Regions from separate parts of the Homo sapiens genome. Here region 2 is linked to region 1. A link is an interaction called in ENCODE POLR2A ChIA-PET data of the cell type or tissue named here. Cell type or tissue: OCI-LY7. All regions are shown on one strand.

The links. Peaks named below come from ENCODE experiments on the same cell type or tissue, not always from the same donor. Only the 100,000 strongest peaks of a DNase experiment are listed, where the experiment ranks them.
Region 2: POLR2A ChIA-PET joins it to region 1 with 7 read pairs; 2 of 35 experiments call an interaction of 5 or more read pairs at or near these places.

What each region holds. Positions count from the first base shown.
Region 1 is chr14:38,336,773-38,340,772 of GRCh38, forward strand. No RefSeq gene overlaps it. Among named protein-coding and RNA genes, the nearest start is that of CLEC14A, 83 kb to the left of the region's middle. In OCI-LY7, no CTCF peak of the experiment used is centred here; no DNase peak of the experiment used is centred here.
Region 2 is chr14:38,200,222-38,204,221 of GRCh38, forward strand. No RefSeq gene overlaps it. Among named protein-coding and RNA genes, the nearest start is that of SSTR1, 5.7 kb to the right of the region's middle. RefSeq lists a silencer at 3,083-3,377. In OCI-LY7, no CTCF peak of the experiment used is centred here; a DNase peak (open chromatin) is centred at 2,290.

The DNA of each region.
Region 1 (4,000 bases):
AAAATAAAATTCCAGTTCCCTGCCCCCAACCATCTGAATGGGCCCCTTCTCTCAGCCAAGGGCATTCCAAAGTTAACCTAGAAAACTAGTTTCAGACCCTGATGAGAAAGGGGAGCCAGAGGCCCCATTATACCCTCCTCCGTGTTGGAATTACTGATGGAACAGACTCTTTAAGTCTGATAAGAAACACTTACAATGCATTTTCTCTGAAGCCTGCTACCTGGAGGCTTCACCTACATGATAAAACCTTGGTCTCCACAACCCCATATTTTAACCCAGATATTTCTTTCTATTGATAATAACACTTTTAGCCAATTGCCAGTCAGAAAATCTTTGAATCTGCCTATGACTTGGAAGTCCACTCTTCCAGTCATCCTGCATTTCTGGACTAAACCCATGTACATATTACATGTATTGATTGATGGCTCATGTCTCCCTAACATCTATAAAACCAAATTGTATTCTGACCACCTTGAGGACACGTCATTAGGGCCTCCTGAGGCTGTGTCATGGGAGTGTACTTAAGTTTCACAAAACAAACTTTCTAAATTGATTGAGACCTGTCTCAGATACTTTTGGGTTCACAATTATCACCCAAAGTCCATAGTTTATATTAGAGTTTACACTTTATATTGCACATGCTAGGGGTTGGACAAAGGAAAATGACACACATCCACCATTATAGCATCATACGGAGTATTTTCATTACCCTAAAAATCCTGTGTGCTCTATTCATTCATCCATGCCCCCCATGGTTCTGACAAGTATTGATATTTTTATTGTTTTGTCTTTATAGTTTTAACTTTCCCAGAATGTCACATAGTTGGAATCATACAGTATGTAGCCTTGTCAGACTGGCTTCTTTCACTTAATATGCATTTAAGGTTCTTCCATGTCTTTTCATGGCTTTCCATAACTAAATAGCTTATTTTATTTTTTATTTATTTTATTTCATTTCATTTATTTATTTATTTATTTATTTTTGAGATGGGGTCTCGCTCTGTCACCAGGCTGGAGTGCAATGATGCAATCTCGGCTCACTGCAACCTCCGCCTCCCCGGTTCAAGCGATTCTCCTGCCTCAGCCTCCCAAGTAGCTGGAACTACAGGTGAGTGCCACCTGTAGTTCCAGCTACTTTTTATATTTTTAGTAGAGACAGGGTTTCACCATGTTGGCCAGGATGGTCTCGATCTCTTTACCTCATGATCAGCCTGCCTCAGCCTCCCAAAGTGCTGAAATTACAGGCATGAGCCACTGCACCCGGCCTTCCCCTTTAACACTGAATGATATTCCCTTGTCTGGATGTTCCAAGTTTATTTATCCATTTACCTAATGAAGAACATCTGGTTGTTGGCAAGTTTGGGCAGTTATTAATAGAGATGCGTTAAACACCTGTGTCCACATTTTTGTGTGAACATAAGTTTTCAGCTCTTTTGGGTGAATACCAAGGTGCATGATTGCTGAATAATATAATAAGAGTATATTTAGTTTTGTGAGAAATTGTCAAACTGTCTTCCAAAGTGGATGTACCATTTTGCATTCCCACCAGCAATTAATGTGAATTCCTGTTGCTCCACATCCTCACCAGCATTTGATATGTTTTGGAATTTGGCCATTCTAATAGATGTGTAGTGGCATCTCATTGTTTTAATTTGCATTTCCCGGATGACTTATGATATGGATCATCTTTTCATATGTTTATTTCCATCTGCATATATCCTTTGGTGAGATGTCTGTTAAGGTCTTGGCCCATAAAATGTATTTCCTTGGTACTAGTCTTATAAGTATTACTTTTCATATAGATATTTCCTAAGGAGTCATCAGATTGCTATTAAAATAAAAATAAATTTGGGGAATTTCAGGAGAGGAGTTTCATGTAATTATTACAAACATTCTGAATCATACTGTATTTGTTACATGCAATATGAGGAGCAAATCAGGTATTATATTTATAGTAGTAGAGTTCTTCCTGATTTTTGAAAGTGGAAAACCATTTCTACATTAAATCAATGCTGTAATATTTTATAAGTAGTGAACATCTACAGGTAATTTTTTAAAAATATGTTTTGGGACTAGTAGCCAAAGAAATTACTATTAAATTGGTATTTCTAAAGAAAACATGTCTTTATAAATAAAATACTCAAAGTGCAATGTAGTTCTGGAGCCCAGAGCTGTTTCTGGAACATCATAAGGGTTCAATAAATATTTGTATAATTAAATGAATTTTACAGATCCTGAAAGTGTTATGTATAGTAAACAAAAAGTAATATCCTTGTTAGACTAAATGCTTACTTTTCACCCATATCACATTGAAGAGTAAGATCTTCTAGAAAGCTATCATATCTTTAGAACTATTATGATTCCTTTGTTTATTACTAAACATTAAAATAATATAACTGTACATAGCAAGCCACTAATTAAGTATCAAAGATGGAATCATATTCGTTCAAACTAAAAGCTTTACTTGAAATTTTTAAAAGTCTAAAAATGAATAAAACTAAAATACGAGTTTTAAAATTTAGGATGCCAACTAACGAAAGCTGTTTTTTTAAAAGTCTGACCACGAATAAGGCATCTTCTATTTTTATTGCTTTTTATGCAGTAAGATAAAAGCTTGAGGCAAGGATTGGATCTAGGGTCATATTGACCCCTATGCCAAAGTAACTTTTGAGCTAAAATTTTATATGACATCCTGCTACCCAATTTATTCCAATGGATTTTTTAGATAACTAATATATAAGAATGAGATTTAAGCATACCCAATACATTTTTGTCTGTTAGCAACATTCTTTAATATTAGATGTGTGATTTATTTTTGCCAAAGAGACCCAAAGGATTGCAGTGAAACAAGGATAATTTAGATATTATTAACTATTTTCAAAATAGAAAAGCATTTTTTATACTACTCTCACTATTATTTATCTTTAGGTACTTTAGTACTTATTTATATCCCTATCTCAGGAAAGGAGAAAAATAGAGAAAGGAGGTAAAATTAAGAGAAATAATTATGACTAATTGCTTGAAAATGATGAAACATTAGGAGGGAAGACTGAAAACAGTCCTGAAGCAAGAATTCCTGGGGAGTCTGAATTTTAGCCAAAGATGATAAATTATATGAATCCTCTGATAGATTAGCCACTTGCACAATACTGCTTTTACCACTGGCTCTCTCTCTGTAGTCATCGGAAGAGATGACTTGGTCCAGATTTGAAGACAGTGCAGGTAGTGAAGGAGTATTGGTATTTGAGCTTCTCACAGTGACAGTTTACATTTAAGAATAAATTGTGCAGTTACAGTTCTCTAACATTCAGAATTTCTGGTTCAGTTTCAGTGTTAGACTACTTGTTTTAAACAAGAAACACTACACAGTGGTCTTTCCTGAATGGGATATGTTTCAAGGCCCCCATTAGATGTCTGAAACCTCAGGTAGTACTAAACTCTATATATACTATGTTTTGTCCTGTACATATGTATGATCAACTTTAATTTAAGAGGGCAGAGCAAGATGGCTGAATAGAAGCCTCCACTGATCGCTTCCCCTGCAGGAACGTCAAAATTTAACAACTAACTACACACACACAAAAGCACTGTCATAAGAACCAAAAATCAGGTGAGCAATCCAGTACCTGGTTGTAACTTCATATCATTGAAAGAGGCACTGAGAACATGAGAATGAGTAGGGAGAGGGAGACAGAGAATGAGGATGAATACTGTGTTCCTGAGTTGCTAATTCAGTGTGACTTGTTGAATGATAGGGTATTTTTTTTTATGATTGGGTATTTTTAATTTAAAAGAACTTAATGGGCAGGGGAGTTAATTTCACTCTTTTGTATTTCTTTCAATCATTTATTGTCTCTTCCTTTGTCATTTTCCTTTTCTGACTTTGGGCTAACGGGTGTTGACTTTGATTGATTGTCAGAGTTATATACCTCTGAGTATATATATTTTAAGTTTGAGTGATAACCATATGACCTATAAACAAAGGTAGTAGTTTCTTGGT
Region 2 (4,000 bases), 140 kb before region 1:
CAGTGTTACATTGTAACCCATACCTCAGAAATTATTTTATAATAGCTAAATATTTACATAGTGCTTACTATATGCCAGACACTGTTTTAAACACTTTTAATGTATTTAATCCTTTTAACAATTTTACAAGATAGATGCACTGTTACTTCCTTTTACAAATGAGGAAAATGAAGCACAGAGGGATCAAACAACCAGCACAAGGTTAAAGTCATGGAAAATATGAGATGTAAGCCCTGATGTTTGGTATTAGACTACACTTTGCTTTCACAAACATTATCTTGTGATTTATGTCACAAATAAATCACATTATATAGCAATGATAAAGCAATTCCAAAAGATAGGCATATCAGACTCAAGCATACTCAATGAATCACTTAGCTATGGGATGATAGGGGCTGCCTAGAAAATAATAGACTGTTGTAGCTCCTGTTCCAGTTCCTTCTACCACCTTCTGACGGGTATGTTTTGTTTGCCATTTAACTTACATCACAACATGTTAATTTCAAGAATAAATTTATTAGTGTTTTTCTAAAAGTAAAAATAATTGAGGAGAAAATAAATCAGCAAATGTTATATTAAATAGAACAGACACTTACGGCCTGGAGTCTTTTCATTTTTAAGGTATAAAAAGCTTTTATTGCTTTTATCTTACTTAAAAAGCAATGCGTGCTTATGACTGAAGAATTAGAAAATCTCTGCAAAAGGGAGAAGAAAGCATTCACAACCCAACTACCTGATGATAACCACTGTTAATATCTTAGTAACTGTCCTTTCAAGCCTATGCATATATATGTTCATTTAATGTGTGTGTGTGTATTTACATCATTATTTATATAACATTTTTATTTTTGACTGGGGGAAGAGCAAAATTTTATTTTGGAATGAAAAAGGCCAACGGGGTAGTCAGAAAAGAATAAAGTGAGTGGTGTGGCATCCTCTCTCCATCTTCTTGGTGGCTTGGGTTATACATCTGTGCTTCAAGTTCTTCCAAAGGCCCAACTGTTTTGTTTGGTGTGCATGTTTGCTTACCTTGAAAGTTATCAATCAAGCTCAGAGTCCGTTAAATAAAATATAGCCTATCATCTATCTTCATTATGACCTGGAAAGACAGAGTCCAATTTAGACTCCTAGCCCTCTTCACAAGCTCTACCCTGGAACTTGCCCCCACCAGTAGCCTGTCCTACTTCAACTTCCATTCCTGGCTTTGTCCTGCCCAGTGAATAGGCTCATGTACATTAGGACAGATACCTGAACCCCTATGGCCAAGCTCATTACTCATCTGCCACATCCTCTCCTAGTCACCTCTGAGCCTCTTCTTGGCCATGTATTTGGCTCACACTTCCCTGGAAGTGGGTTTGGAGCCTCTGGGCAGGGAGTCATGGAGTCTAGAAGATTGTGATCTAGCGTATGGGCTAGATGTGGCTTGCGGGCTCAGACTGGGCACTTGTTGGCTGCAGGAACTCCTTCCCTTGCCGGGAAGGATGTGGCTAGAAGCGGGAAAGAACAGGATCTTCATGTATTCTCTATATGAGGTGCTGATCAAAATAAATAATTATTTACACCTAGAGATGTTCTCTAAATTATGACTGTAGAAAGTAGGTAAGTAAGTTAAAATTGGGAATGTGTAGCTTTAGCATGCCAACACCTACATCTGCAGAATCCCCATGGTTTATGTGCGCTGTTGCCTTTGACTGGAACAACCTTCATCAGACATGTGCCCTTTTACTTTCACCTTATTCATAACTGCTCAAACATCTTCTTTCCTTCCCTTTCCATCTAATCTATACCAAGTGCACCCACCCCTCCAGCACTCTGTATCCTCTCACCCCCACTTATCTTCTTAGAACTTATCACGAAATGAAATTACAGTACCTGTACTTGTTTACTGTCTTTCTGCCCTACTAGAATTCCACAGAAAATTAATCTAATTTGTCATTATATCTATTGTGCCTAGAACAGTGCCTGCCACCCAGTGGGCATTCCCTAAGTATTTGCTAAATTACTAAGTTACAATTAAAAACACACATTACTCATACATAGTGGAATTCTGATATTAATTTCCACTTCCTTTTAACTAAGAAATGGGGCAAATAACTGGAAATAAATCTTTTCTACTGCAGTCTGAATTTTACTTCCATAAAATAAAACACATACAAATAATTTTTTAAAATTAGGATATAATATCAGAAACCACTGCATTGGCTAATGGCATAAGCAGCGAAATCTTGGCTCAACCAAACAGTCAACAAAGAAGGAGTGTAGGCCAGGTGTCCCCACCTAGGCTATGCTATCTTCTTACTTCCTTCTTCTGGCAGGAAAGGAGATGTCAGGCTGTAGGAAAGTAGTAGCACGGGCTACTTCCTCAAGGACTAAGTAAAGTAGCATTCCATGCTGTGGGCAAAAGGAGACAGGGGCAGGGCCAGGTGCTGGTGAGGAGAGGCAGTCCACTCTCAAGAGGGGACAGTGAGGTGAGGATCCAGGACCTCTTTCCGGACCACTCCTGGTAGTTCTGAGTTCCAGTCTGACAGCTCACAGACACAGCCCCCCATTTTGCCTCCAGCAGGAGAAGACAAGGAGATGGAGAGACTGTCAACCTAGAACCAGTAATGACCAGTTCCAACTTAATTACAGAAAGGGAGAAAAGATCAATCATTTAAGTTGCTTCATCGTCTAAATAAAAGTGTTTTGGCTGTTGAAACATGAACCTAGACTCCTGCCTCAACATATTTAAAATGAGAACAAAGTGGCAGTATCATGGTGGTGGGCGTTTAGATGCTTACATTGTTTTCATCTACAAAACAGGCTTTCCTTTCACACCCTAGCTCTTTGCTGGGCTGGTGGAGCTGATTGACAGATATAGCCCGCTCCAAAGGAACAGCCCTTTCTCAAGGAATGAATGATTTGCTCTAAGTATTTAAATCCTCTGCTCAAAATCAAACATAAATTGAAGTATCAAAATAAACAAAAATATGGTTTGTGGTTTTGAAAGCATTTCTTTGTGATTTTTGCTAAAAAGAGAAATGCCAAAAAAATTTTTTTAAAGATTTTGAGACAATTATCTGGCGCAGTGGCTCACGCCTGTAATCCCAGCACTTTGGGAGGCTGAGGCAGGCAGATCATGAGGTCAGGAGATCAAGACCATCCTGGCCAACATGTTGAAACCCCATCTCTACTAAAAATATAAAAATTAGCTGGGCATGATGGGCGCCTGTAATCCCAGCTACTCAGGAGGCAGAGGCAAGATAATCACTTGAATCCAGGAGGTGGGGGTTGCAATGAGCCAAGATCATGCCACTGCACTCCAACCTGGGCAACAGAGTAAGATTCGTTCTCAAAAAAAAAAAAAAAAAAAGAAAAGAAAAAAGATTTCGAGACAATAGTTTTAAACTAATGCATCCATCTTAAAATCCTTAACTAACAGACTTTATTACAGAAAAATGTATTACTGATAAGGACTATTCAAAATAATACAGATAACATGAATGTGCTCCTGTTCTGCTTTTATGTTTCCATTATTTGTAATGAATACTTTCCTGTATGTGCTGAATTCTTGTTTTTAGAAATATTATTTTGTAGTAGAGAAAACATAGGGAAGAATAGGAGTTGTTACACCATATGGGTCTTTGCTAAAAGCACAAAAAAAGACTCTGTCATGCTGTTCACAGAAGAGGCAATAGGAAAATCAGTGGGCCAGGGTGAGTTTGCTGAGGTTGGTGATGAACTAAACCACAGGCTACCAAGGCTGCTGTGATTGGGTATTCCTGAGAAATGAAGTCCAGGATTGTTTCTTAGCCCTATAGCCACATTTGTGCTCTGGTAACTTTCTCGTTAGACTGACATCATGTTAACTGCTTAGTGGCAGATGGTCCTTAAGTGACACAACCTTTGCTGTAGGCCATATTGCTGAGTGGTGTTAGCCCCTTATACTCAATTTGGTCCCATCTGTCCAGACAGGTGTTTGTAAACCTGACACTGATTCTGCTGCTGCAGACAATGTTCC